Regions from separate parts of the Homo sapiens genome. Here region 2 is linked to region 1. Evidence: chromatin contacts called from ENCODE Hi-C data. All regions are on one chromosome and are shown on one strand. Each heading gives the region's core, a stretch centred on a gene start or an enhancer-like site at or near the end of the contact. The rest is flanking DNA. Distances are from core to core; before and after follow the strand shown.

Region 1 (6,530 bases), core at 2,152-4,651:
GCTGAGAAAGAGTAAGTAGTTTACCAAAATTTCACAACAAAAAGATGCATCTAATCTTTGTCCTCAAGAAACAGGGGTTCTACTTTTACTTTTTTTTTTTTTTTTTGAGATAGGATCTTGTTCTGTTGCCTAGGCTGGAGTGCGGTGGCACGATCTTGACTCACTGCAACCTCTGCCTCCCGAGTTCGAGTGATTCTCTTGCCTCAGCCTCTTGAGTAGCTGGGATTACACCACGCCTGGTTAATTTTTTTTTTTTTTTAATTTTTAGTAGATACGGGGTTTCACCATGTTGACCAGGCTTGTCTCAAACTCCTGACCTCAAGTCATCCACCTGCTTCAGCCTCCCAGAATGCTGGGATTACATGTGTGAGCCACTGTGCCCGGCCCAAGCTCCTGCTCTCTTTGCTGGGTTCGCGGTTAATACAAGTGATACACACAGCAGAGAGAAGCAGTCAGGTGGGCCACTCTGGCAAAATGGCAAAGATCAGGTCTGGGACAGAGTCTGCCCCAGTGACCAGGGTTCCCTACACAGAGTCCATTAGCACCCGAGTCTTGGACCTCAGAGGAAGATGATGGGATCACTTGTTCCAAGACACCCTGAGGCTCTGAGACAGGGAGGTCACCTGTCAATCTGTCCTACTTGGGACCGAGGTGGGCTGAGAGGCCCTCTGCTTGGGCTGCAGGGCCCCTGCAGGGGTTGAGGATCAGCTTTCTCCTCTCATTGGTTCCTGCCAGAACCATCTTAGGGAGCAGCTGCTGTGGGGGCTGCTCTCCCACAGCAGGGAACCCACATCCTGCCCCATTACAGCAAAGTGAGCATCCGGTGGGGGAAGGACCCCCACGGGGGGCCTGAAGCTGATGAAAGTTGAGTCAGGGTGACTCAGTGGAAGGCCTCTTCCCACTGCTGTCTCCAAGTGGAATACTGTGGTCAGACCAAAGGAAGAACTTCCCAACCTCTGGTCCCACATCTGGAATGCATGCCAAAAAGGGGTCTCTGAGAGAACATGGCAGTTTGGCAGTTCTCAGGCTCTGTCATGCTACATACTGACCTCAGAAAGACCCCGGGAGGCAGACTGCAGATGGGGAAACTGAGGAAAGGGACAGGACCTGTACCAGAGCTGGGACTGTAGCTGGACCTTGAGTCTGCTCATCATGGGGGCACCTGCCCAAGGAGAGGGCAGCACCCCACTGCAATGCCCCCTATGTTTCCCCAGAGCCCCTCTCCTCCCATCTGCTCCTCAGAGGCCTTGTCTCGAGGTAGGAGTGGAGTGAGGGGGTGGGGGTTTCCCTGAGCAAAGAATAGTTCTCCTGTAGGATGCTGTTTTAAGAAACACACAAATAGACAAGCCACCCAGCCAGTCAGACAAGTTTGGCTTTCCAAACCTGTCCCTGGGGTGGCTGTTGTTGCCTTTTTATTTATTTATTTATTTATTTATTTATTTATTATTTATTTATTTATGTATTTATTGAGTAAAGGTTCATATAACACAAATTTTGCCATTTCAAAATGCACATTGCAGTGGTTTTGAGTATATTCATAATGCTCTATGACACCTACCTCTAGCTAACTCTGGAACATTCCATCACCCCCAAGAAACCTCGTGCCTGTTAGCAGTTACTTCCCCTTTCCTTGTCCCCCAACTAATGTACTTTCTGTCTCTATGCATTTGTCTCTTCTGGACATTTTTTAAAAAATTAAATTAAATAATTTATTCAGAGATGAGGTCGCGCTATGTTTTCCAGGCTGGATTCAAACTCCTGGGCTCAAGTAATCCTCCTGCCTGGGCCTCCCAAATAGTTGGGACTACAGGCGTGAGCCACTGCATCCAGCTTCTAGGCATTTCATATAAATGGAATTGTACATGTCACCTTTTGTGTCTGACTTCTTTCACTTAGCATACTGTTTTCAGGGGTTATCATGTGGTAGCCTGAACCAGGACGCCCCATCTTCTCACTGCTGAATGAGAGCTCATTGTGTGGCTAGGCCATGTTGCTTATCTGTGCCTCAGTTGATGGACATGGACATTGTTCCCACTTTTCGGCTGTTATAATAATATCCAGAATAACGCTGTATGAATATTTGTGTACAAGTTTTTGTGTGATCAGATGTTTTCAACTCTTTGGAACATCTATTTACCTGGGAGTGGGACTGCAGAATCCCATGGTAACTCTGTGTTCAACGTTTTGGGCAACTGACAAACTGCTTTCCACAGAGGTGATACCATTTTACATCCCCGCCATCAGAGTGTGAGGGCTCTAATCTTGCCACAGTCTCACCAACACTTGTTATTTTCTCTGCCTTTATTCTTTCAACACACACACACACACACACACACACACACACAGAGAGAGAGAGAGAGAGAGACATTGAGACAGGGTCTTGCTCTGTCACCCAGGCTGGAATACAGTGGTGCAATTTTGGCTCACTGCAATCTCCGTCTCCTGGTCTCAAGCAATCCTCCCACATCAGCCTCCCGCGCAGCTGGGACTGCAGGTGCATGCCACCACACCCAGATAATTTTGTGTATCTTTTGTGGAGATGAGGTTTCACCACATTACCGAGGCTGGTCTCGAACTCCTGAACTCAAGAGATCTGTTGGCCTTGGCCTCCCAAAGTGCTGAGATTTCAGACATGAGTCACTGTGCCTGGCCTTCAACACATATTTTGTTGAGCCCCTGCTTGGTGTCAGGCCTGTGCTGGGGTAGGGGATGCAGGGGTCCAGGCTGCTCTTGCAGAGCCAAAGGGACATAGATGTGACCCAGTGGTGGCTGGTGCTGAGTGGAGGGAAGGAGGAGGTGAAGTGATGGGAGTGACCTGCATGGACAGTCAGGGCAGGCTTCAGGGAGGCAGCGTTTGTGCCCTGGGAAGGTCTTGGCTGTTACTGTCCAATCCCAGCCTCTGTCCCTTCCCAAGTCCCCAGGATGAGTGGTAGTCAAGGTGCTGGGTGCCTCAGTGTTATAATGTGAAAAGTCTCAGCCTGGCCTGAAACTCACCCATTAGAGCCCTCACCTGCAGATTCTATGCCCACAGCCCAGGCCAGATGAGGAAACTGTGGCTCAGAGAAGGGAATGACTTCCCAAAGGTCATCCCAAAAGGTAGTGGCAGAGGGAGACCAGATCCCTGATCTACAGATGCCCAGCCTGGGGTCCTTTTAGCTCTGATGGGGTGAGGCCTGGGGCAGCATGAGGCTGGGAGCAGGGAAGATGGGGGAGGGCAGGAGGCTGAGAGAGCCCAGGTGAGAGAGGGCCAAGCTTGAAAGGTTTTCCCAGGCTGGGGGAGAGGCCCTGGTCAGGATGTGTATGGGTAAGGGGTGAGATACAGAGGTCCCTGGGGCGGGCCCAGACCTGTTTCTCCTTTGCCCAGTTTCAGTTCTGTTTTGCTTGTCCCCTTCTGTTTTGCGTTCAGAGTGGGTTGGGGTGGTGGTGGGGTGACTCTTAGCCCCCATCTTGATCCCCATGGTGGGGGATGAGGAGATGGGCTTAACTCCAGACACCACTTTCAGTCCCCCTTTCTACCCCCACCCAGGGTCCCCCAGTCTAAGGGCGGATGCGGGAGGCCTGGCTGGGTCCGTCCTCACAAGGAGGGGCAAGCTGGGCAGAGCCTGGCTGGCCTCCCCTGCTGCCATACCTTGGAGCCCACAGCCTCCAGTGGGTAGTGACTGGCCCCAAATCTAGACATAGGTAATGTTTGCTTAGTGAGCTCATGTGCTATGGGACTAAGTTGAAATGCTCTGCCCCTTACTCATACACCCTTATTGACTCACAGGTCCCCAAGGTGAGTCACGCCCACATCAGGTATTGTGGGTGTATGAGACATACACCCACTGCAAACTGGGATGCAGTTTCCAGTCCCCCTGCCAGCATGCTTAGGGCACCAGGAAGGGCAGTGGGTGCTGATGGGCCCCAGATTTACCAAAGATGACTCCAGTTGGAGGCCTTGGACTGCTGTGGGCTTGTCAGGGGCCTTTGTGGCCCTGGGAGGAGGTGTCTGGGGCTGCTCCAATGTCTTTGGGGTCTCTCAGGTTGGGGTGGATCCTTTGGGAGTGCTGGGCACTGGCAGAGACTCAGGCCGCAGGGAGGGGACTTGCTTTCCCTCTGGCTCCCTCAGGAGGCCTCAGCTGCAGTGCTGGGTGCTGGCTGTCCTCAAACCCATGTCCTCCAGCCCCCTGACGTCTTCTCATTTCCTCATCTCAGGTTTCAGCCCACTCAGGCTGACGTTGCCTTCTGATCTCGTTTTTCAGCAGCCCCCAGGTCTCCGTGGCTGCTGTGCAGAAACGCGAGTGGTTGGGGGAAGTCCACATGATGCTGGCCTTGAAGAGCCTCCTGCCAGCCAGGCCTCAGGAGGGCTCACTTCCCCATTGCAGAACTCCTGCGGAGACCCAGGGGCAATTTCTGGTCTTTAGCACAGGGCCTCTGAGGGGCTGGCTTTTCCTAGGGGCTGCCCTGGTGCTGTGGCACCGTGGGGTGGGGGATTTCGGCAACGCCAGGGGCTCGACATGGCTGAAACTTCTTTGGACAGCTCAGCTACCCCAGGTAGAAGCCTCTGTCCCTCCCGGAGCCAGGCCTGTCCCAGCTTCGAAGTCAGATGTTGGGACATGCTGTATGCCTTTGGGACGAGTAGCCCCGTGGGCTCAGAGCTCTGACAGTGAACCCAGATGGGGTTGCTGTGAGGCACTGGGCGGGTCTAAACAAACAAGGTGCTGTGTGAGTGCATAGGTGCGAACAGGCTGCTCCAAGGGACTCTTGAATTGTCTTTGCGGACAAGTGGGAGTTAGCTGGAAAAGAAGGAGCTGCGTGGTCAGAGGCGTGGAGGCAGGCAGTGGAATAACCCATGTGGAGAACTGCAAGCATTTCCACATGACTGACTGGAGTGTGAGGGGGTGTAGGAGACCGGAGGGCAGGCGGTGGGCAGGGGGCTGGAGAAGGACCCTGAGGGCTCAGCCAAGGAGCAGGACTTTTCCTGAAGCAGCAGAGGCAGAGAGCCAGGCCCCTCCTGAGCCCTCTCACTTCTGTGCAGGGACACCTCCCAGTGAAGTAGGCCTGGGCCTCAGAGGCACCCCGACCCTGGCTGCTGACTCAGCTCTGCCTCTGTGAGGGCCAGTGGGGGGCTGCCCACATGAGCCACGGAGCCATGGCATGGCCTGGGGCTGGCTCTCCTGGGCTGCCCTCCACCCAAGGTCTTGAGGTTCTGCCATTCCCTCTTCAAGGGGTCTGACCATGCAGCCCTAGGTGGGGACGGACCCTGTAGCCTGCTCACTGGTGCCTGGGGTGCCACTGCCAGTCCTGCTCTGGCGCTGATGGGGAGGCAGAGGCAGCCGCCAGAGAGAAGATCCCAGGTGGGGAGAATGTGGGCAAGAGGCCATGCTCCCTCCTGCAGCCTTCATGAAGGCTCAGAGTGTTCTGGAAGTGTTTGGGGGCTGGCCTCATCTCCTCGGCTAGCTCCAACGCCTCCCGGCTCGGCCCCCACATATCACGCTCAAGTGGACCGATCCTGACTGAGGCAGAAAGTAGAACTGGCCCCTCACCATGCGCTCCAGCCCTACTGCTGAAGGAGGCAGGATGGCACAGAGGTGAGGGCGTGAATTCTGCATCACTCAGACTTGGGGCTAGATCCTGGGTCTGGTGGGGAGCACACTGGGCTGGCAAGGCCCGTCGTGCTTTACTAGCTACCTTTGACCCAGTAATCCCACTTCCAGGAGTCTGTCTTACAGAGACACCCGAACGAATATGACAGATGCACACACACCAAGCTGCATACTTGTGATGGCAGAAGATCAAAAACATTAATAGCCATCAGCTTGGGACTGATATATCCCAATGGTATGTCCCCATGATGGAATTCAAGACAGCTCTAAAAAGAATGTGAGACTGGGTGCGGTGGCTCACGCCTGTAATCCCAGCGCTTTGGGAGGCTGAGGTGGGCAGATTACTTGAGGTCAGGAGTTGAAGACCAGCCTGGCCAACATGGCAAAACCCTGTCTCTACTAAAAATACAAAAATTATCCAGGCGTGGTGGTGTGCACCAGGTACTCGGGAGGCTGAGGCACGAGAATTGCTTGAACCTGGGAGGCGGAGGTTGCAGTGAGCTGAGATCACACCACTGCACTCCAGCCTGGGCAACAAAGCGAGACCCTGTCTCGAAAAAAAAATCTGAAAGTTTTCTGTGTATGAAAGTGCAAAAAAGCTCTGGGATTTCTGTTAAGTAAGAAAGCAAGTAAAAGTCAGTGAAGAGTAGAGAAAACACCCAATGCCCAGGCCAGGGCAGGAGGCAGCATGACGGGCTCAGGAGGCCCTGGGGAGTTTGGTGGGACCGGGAGCAAGAAGGGACAGACCAGGCAAGTGAGAAGGAGACCAGCTTGGGAGGGCCCCTGGGTGCAGAGAAGAAACTGAAAACTACCAGGAGCCAAGGGACAGTTTTCAGCAGATTCGGATCTCCTTTGTCTGGTACCAAGATCTGGCAAGTGTAAAGCAATAATCCACATTTATAATGTGCTTTGCATGCAGCATCTCATTTAAACCTCTCAGCACTG
Region 2 (6,959 bases), core at 4,292-6,791, 710 kb before region 1:
ATGGTGAAAAACTGAAACCTCCCCCTAAGATCAGGAGCCAGAGAAGGATGTCCACTCTCACAACTTCTACTCAACATTGTCCTGGAGATCCAACCAGGGCAGTTAGCCAGGGCAATTAAAATTTAATTTCAAATACCACTGAAATTGGGATGGAGGAAGTAAAGCCATCTCTATTTGCGGAGCATATGATCTTGAATAGAGAAAATCCTAAGGAATCCACTAAAAACAACTACTAGAACTAATGAATTCAATCAGTTTGAGGAGTATAATATCAATATATAAAAGTCAACCATATTTCTTTATGCTAGCAATGAATAATATAAAAATGAAATTAAGAAAGCAATTCTATACAATAGCATCAAAAAGAATAAAATACTTACTGTTGGGAGAAAAGCTGAGTGTTGGGAGAGAAGCTGAGCAGGGCTTGGTACATGTCGGCGGTCCAGGGTCTAAAACCCCTCGTGGCCTTTGGAATGTGCCTAGATTTGCTGGCTCCTTGCTTCTAGCACTCCCATTATCTCAAGTAGCCATATGTTTCAAAGAAAATGCTAAACCATCACAGCTGTAGCTCATTCGCTTGATACACTGCTTCCTTACAATCCTCAACACCTGTTTCTTTGTTTGATCACCAATAAATAGCCTGGGCTCCCAGAGCTCAGGGCCTTCCCAGCCTCCCTATAGTTGGGCCCCTGGTCCGACTTTCTCTCTTGTCTTTTCTCATGGGTTTGATTCCGCGGGACTTCATATCCCCCACGGCCTGGTGTTGGGTCTGATCACCCCAACAACTTAGGAATAAAATTATTTGGCTGTTTATTGTGTTGTATTCTTTGAGAGTCTTTGGCCATAATTAGTCAAAAATCTATTAAAAATGAGGTACCTGCGGAGAAATGAAAGTAGAAAGAGAAAAGGTTCGGATGCAACTAAAGCTCTTAAAAGGCCCCCACATTGAAGGTTCCCAGCATCTCAAAAGAGTTTTAGGACTCAAGGATAAAGCAAATCATGAAATAGCACACCTAATAAATAACACAGAGGCTAATAATAAAATTCTTTCTTTAAAAAAAAAAAATCATTTTGGAGGCCCGACATGGCGGCTCACACCTGTAATCCCAGCACTTTGGGAGGCTGAGGGGGGTGGATCAGTTGAGGCCAGGAGTTAAGAGACCAGCCCTAGCCAACATGGTAAAATCCTGTCTCTACTAAAAATACAAAAATTAGCCGGGTGTGGTGGCGGGCACCTGTAATCCCAGCTACTTGGGAGGCTGAGGCAAGAGAATTGCTTGAACCCGGGAGGCGGAGGTTGCAGTGAGCTGAGTTAGGCCATGGCACTCCAGCCTAAGCGACAGAGCAAGATTGTCTCAAAAAAAACATCATTTTGGAGAAAGAAAATTGGGATAAAGTCATGAAGTTTAACAATCCAGGACGCCAAGCTCCTGAGGACTAGAAGTTTCACAGCTAAGAGGGATGTCCCCTCAGTGTGTCTTACCAGTGAGAGGTGACAGCGTGCTGGCAGTCCTCACAGCCCTGGCTCGCTCTCCGCGCCTCCTCTGCCTGGGCTCCCACTATGGCGGCACTTGAGGAGCCCTTCAGCCCGCCGCTGCACTGTAGGAGCCCCTTTCTGGGCTGGCCAAGCCCGGAGCCGGCTCCCTCAGCTTGCCGGGAGGTGTGGAGGGAGAGGCGCGGCGGGAACCCGGGCTGCGCGCGGTGCTTGCGGGCCAGCGCGAGTTCCGGGTGGGCGTGGGCTCAGCGGACCTCGGAGCGGCCGGCCGGCCCCACCGCCCCGGGCAGTGAGGGGCTTAGCACCTGGGCCAGCAGCTTCTGTGCTCAATTTCTCGCCGGGCCTTAGCTGCCTTCCCACGGGGCAGGGCTCGGGACCTGCAGCCCGCCATGCCTGAGCCTCCACCCCACTCCGTGGGCTCCTGTGCTGCCGGAGCCTCCCCCAGGAGCGCCACCCCTTGCTCCAAGGCGCCCAGTCCCATGGACCACCCAAGAGCTGAGGAGTGCGGGCACACGGCGCGGGACTGGCAGGCAGCTCCACCTGCAGCCCCGGTGCAGGATCCACTGGGTGAACCCAGCTGGGCTCCTGAGATTGGTGGGGACTTGGAGAACCTTTATGTCTAGCTAAGGGATTGTAAATACACCAATTGGCACTCTGTATCTAGCTCAAGGTTTGTAAACATACCAATCAGCACGCTGTGTCTCGCTCAGGGTTTGTGAATGCACCAGTGGACACTCTGTATCTGGCTACTCTGGTAGATACAGAGTGGACTTGGAGAACCTTTGTGGCCACACTCTGTATCTAGCTAATCTGGTGGGGACGTGGAGAACCTTTGTGTCTAGCTCAGGGATTGTAAACGCACCAATCAGCGCCCTGTCAAAACAGACCACTGGACTCTACCACTCAGCAGGATGTGGGTGGGGCCAGATAAGAGAATAAAAGCAGGCTGCCCGAGCTGGCAGTGGCAACCCGGGTCCCCTTCCACACTGTGGAAGCTTTGTTCTTTCGCTCTTTGCAACAAATCTTGCTGCTGCTCACTCTTTGGGTCCACCTTGCTTTTATGAGCTGTAACACTCACAGCAAAGGTCTGCAGCTTCACTCCTGAAGCCAACGAGACCACGAACCCACCGGGAGGAACGAACAACTCCAGACGCACCGCCTTAAGAGCTGTAACACTCACGGCAAAGGTCCGCAGCTTCACTCCTGAGCCAGTGAGACCAGGAACCCACCAGAAGGAAGAAACTCCAAACACATCCGAACATCAGAAGGAACAAACTCCGGACACACCGCCTTTAAGAACTGTAACACTCACCGCAAGGGTCCGTGGCTTCATTCTTGAAGTCAGTGAGACCAAGAACCCACCAATTCCGGACACACCAGTATGAATAAAAAGCATCCACCCTGTCACCAGCAAGTCCTCTACTCAGAAAGTACTGACCCAAGTCTGGGAGAGCAGCCAATTCAAATGTGCAGGGCTGGAGCTTGTGAACACAGCCACTGTTTTCCATTGCACATCTTCATCTCAGTAGTAACATGGCCACTCCTGGGGAACTTGTGGCAGGGATCCCAAGGTGAAGCAGCACAGATGTCTACAAACTGTGTAGTGACAGTGGCTCAGAGCCTCCAGACTCCTACCTCTGCATGGTGGCCTCCTGCCTTCAACAACTCACTGGGCCTCATGAAGATGCCTTCCATGGCTTTCCAGTCGTTGCTCGGCTTGGCTAGGCCAGACCATGCGTCTCTTTTTGCCCACTGATGGGTCCACCATATCGTTCTCCTGTGACAGACAGCGGTTCCTCAATGGAAGAATGTTTGAACCACCCCTCACCATCTCTCACCCAGTAGGGCCCGTTACAGAGTATGGTCCAGTCATCCAGGTGACTACCTTCACCTTCCTCACCAAAAGCACCCACTTCCTGGTTTTCAGAAAGTTGTGGAGGTTTCAGCCAGTGTTGACATGTGTCAGCCGGATGGGCTGGCAGCACTTGATGGGGGTTCCCCTCTCACCAGCTGTGGTGATCTTACCCATATTCTCCAGTAACTGTTGCTGTCATCCATGGAGGTTACACTTGTCACTGACTGCTGCCCAGTACCTGACCCATAGAGCACATCGTGTGACTGCAGATGGACACTGTAGTGCATTTCGAGCAGCTTCACCATAGAGCCGCGAGTAACAGCCAGATTGGACGCTCCCACGGTGTTCCACAAACCCCCAGACAGCAGTAGCGGAACCACAGCCATCCTAGCTGGATTCGGAGCCCCAGATCTTCCAGAAATAAATTTTTTTTAAAGAAAGGCAAAACATATACTCTGAAAACTGAAACATTTGTTTAAAGAACTTAAAGATTGGCTGGGCCCCGTGGCTCATGCCTGTTATCCCAGCATTTGGGGAGGCGAAGGTGGGAGGATTGTTGAGCCCAGGAGTTCAAGAACAGCCTGGGCAACATGGTGAGGCCCAGCTCTACAAAAAACTAAAAAAATTAGACAAGGGTGGTGGCATACACCTGTAGTCCCACCTACTCGGGAGGCTGAAGTGGGAGGATTGCTTGATCCTGGGAAGTCAAGGCTGCAGTGGGCTGTGATTGTGCCACTGCAGTCCAGCCTGGGCGACAGAGTGAGACCCTGTCTCAAAAAAAAAAAAAAAAATGGGTAGCATAGTGGCTCATACCTGTAATCCCAGCTACTCGAGAGGCTGAGGCAGGAGAATTGCTTGAACCCGGGAGGTGGAGGTTGCAGTGAGCCGAGATCACACCACTGCACTCCAGCCTGGGTGACAGAGCAAGACTCCATCTCAGGGGAAGAATATTACAAAAATTATCTGGGTGTGGTGGTGCTAGTCCCAGCTCCCTGGGAGGCTGAGGCACAAAAGTCCCTTGAACCTGGGAGGTGGAGGTAAGCCGAGATCGTGCCACTGCACTCCAGCCTGGGCAAGAGAGCAAGACTCTTATCTCAAAAAAAAAAAAAAAAAGGAAAAAAGAGAGAGAGAGAGAATCTGAGCCAGATCAGTATTAGACCTCTCAACAGCAATATTAGAAACTAGAAGTTTATGAAACAATGCCTTAAAGTTGCTGAGGGAAAATCATTATATACCCAGCCAAAGTATCAACCCAGTGTGAGGGTAGAAAATAAGACATTTTCAGACAAAAAAAAAAATTGTCTTCCGTGAAAACTTCCTCAGGAAGGAACTGGAGGATGTGCTCCACCCTAAAAGGGCATAAACCAAGAAAGAAGAAATGGAACCCAGAAAAATCAGAGATCCATAGAGGAAAGAGAAGAAATGACGTTGCAGAATGTTGGCAAAGGGAAGCCTCTGGATGACGACTGTGCTGCTGATCTGGAAAGCTTCTGGCTCAGATGGAGGCAGGAGAACTGAGGGCTCCAGAAAGGGTGTCTCAAGGGAAAAAAAAATTAAGGAACTGGAACTGATAGTGAAAATCAGTATTGAGAATTATCTTACTGGGCTTTTGCAGAAGATCTAATCATGGGTCAAAGAAAATAAGCAAGTGAAAAAAATGAGACAATGATTAACTCTGTGGGGGAAAGGAGATTGAAAAAGATAGTATATTAGTTGTTTCAGCCATAAACACTTTTTAGTGATTGTGAATGTAACCAAGAGTTGTGGTGGTATGATATTGAAAGGAGAGGAGAAAGAGTGTAAGTGAACCTCCTCTGTCACAATAGGGAGCCCTAGAGACAGCATCTAAATTGGACCTCTTGGGAGATAACCAGAATTGAAATCAATGCTTTATTTAGGGAGTAAAAACCAGAAGAAACAACTGAATAAGTTGAAATGGCTGCTTTTGGCGAGCAGGCTGACGTGGGGTAAAGAGCGTGTTATTTTTGTTGTAATCCTTTAGCATTCTCTGACTGTAAATACTCTGTACACATTATTTTGGGGAATAAAAACTGACCAGAAGAACTGTGAGGAGAAGCCATGACAACAGTAAGGCTGTTTCCTTTTGAGATTTTCCTGTCTGAAGCAATTCTCCTTTGGAAATTGAGCAAACAACCCCTCCCCATTTTTTCTGCTGTCTCATGAAGTGCATTCTCACTCCTGTGAATAATCTTGGGAGGCAGGTATTGATAAGGGTTCTTGGTGCTTTGTGAAATAGTAACTTGCATGTTGGTGACTCAGAGCAAGACTCTATCTCAAAGGCAGAACAGAAGTCAAAATTCCCACTTTTAAAAATTTTATTATTATTATTTTTCAGAGACAAGGTCGCACTCTGTCACCCAGGATGGAGCCCAGTAGCCCAATTGTAGCTCATTGCAACCTTGAATTACTGGGCGCAAGCGATCCTCTTGCTTCAGCCGCCCAAGTAGCTGGGACTACAGGCGGGCCCCACCATGCCCAGCTACCTTTTAAATTTTTTATAGAGACAGGGTCTTACTGTGTTGCCCAGGCTGGTCTCAAATCTCCTAGGCTCAATCTGTCCTCCCGCCTTGGCCTCCCAAAGTGCTGGATTAACGTTGTAAGCCACTGCACCTAACTAATATTCCCCCCCTTTTTTTTTTTTTGAGACGGAGTCTTGATCTGTTGCCAGGCTGGAGTGCAGTGGCGTGATCTTGGCTCACTGCAACCTCTGCTTCCCGGGTTCAAGTGATTCTCCTGCCTCAGCCTCCCAAGTAGCTGGGACTACAGGTGCTTGCCACCACGCCTAGCTCATTTTTTGTCTTTTTTGAGACAGTCTCACTCTGTTGCCCAGGTTGGAGTACAGTGGTGCAGTCTTGGCTCACTGCAAGCTCTGCCTCCTGGGTTCACACCATTCTCCTGTCTCAGCCTCCCCAGCAGCTGGGACTACAGGCGCCCACCACCATGCCAGGCTAATTTTTTGTATTTTTAATAGAGATGGGGTTTCACCGTGTTAACCAGGATGGTCTTGATCTCCTGACCTCGTGATCCTCCCACCTCGGCCTCCCGAAGTGCTGGGATTACAGGCGTGAGCCACCTCGCCTGGGCTTTAATTTTTATATTTTTAGTAGAGACGGGGTTTCACCATGTTGGCCAGGATGGTCTCAATCTCTTGACTTCGTGATCTGCCTGCCTCGGCCTCCCAAAGTGCTGGGATTACAGGTGTGAGTCACTGTGCCCGGCCTAATATTCCCATTTTACGCACAAGACAACATAGACCTCAAAAAGGGAAGTAACTCTCCAAAATCACACAGCCAGTGAGTGGCAGAGCTGGAGTCCTGACTCTCTTTTCTGTTTTCACACAGCTGGCCTCAGGCCCAGGGACCTCTTGGCCTTCATGCTTCCACTTCTCCCCTCTCTCCCAGCTGACCCCACCTTGCCTTCAGACACTTTCCACAATGTCCCTGGCTCTGAGCCCCACCCGGAGGGGATCCTTAATGTGAGCTATAGGCTTGAGCCCATGATCTCGTCACAGACTGAGCTCTCATCCTGATCACTCACTAAGCCCTGATCCTACCACAGAATGAGTCTTGGTCCTGGTCCTAGATAAAG

Evidence for each region. Hi-C counts contacts between places; a loop is a spot of excess contacts on that map. Pooled maps may share reads with other maps.
Region 2: a loop to region 1 is called in a map with no recorded cell type, with 9 times the contacts of the local background. The contact joins two enhancer-like sites. A Hi-C loop is called at or near these places in 14 of 37 single-sample maps with no recorded cell type and 6 of 50 pooled maps.

Annotation. Positions count from the first base shown.
Region 1 is chr15:74,394,367-74,400,896 of GRCh38, reverse strand. LINC02255 (long intergenic non-protein coding RNA 2255) reads right to left here. Exons shown (of 4, transcript NR_146881.1): 4 at 6,141-6,530. Among named protein-coding and RNA genes, the nearest start is that of MIR6881, 14 kb to the left of the region's middle. RefSeq lists enhancers at 3,097-3,146, 3,167-3,586, 3,176-3,809, 3,827-4,026, 3,196-4,395 and 5 more. Within about 2 kb of position 3,401, at least 9 of the 41 ENCODE cell types and tissues checked have a DNase peak (open chromatin) inside an H3K27ac peak, as active enhancers do.
Region 2 is chr15:75,111,038-75,117,996 of GRCh38, reverse strand. LOC124903529 (a long non-coding RNA gene) reads right to left here. Exons shown (of 2, transcript XR_007064720.1): 2 at 5,669-6,959. It also overlaps the pseudogene LOC100128721. Among named protein-coding and RNA genes, the nearest start is that of C15orf39, 87 kb to the left of the region's middle. RefSeq lists enhancers at 4,773-4,842, 4,863-4,912, 4,943-5,032, 6,958-6,959. Within about 2 kb of position 5,541, at least 4 of the 41 ENCODE cell types and tissues checked have a DNase peak (open chromatin) inside an H3K27ac peak, as active enhancers do.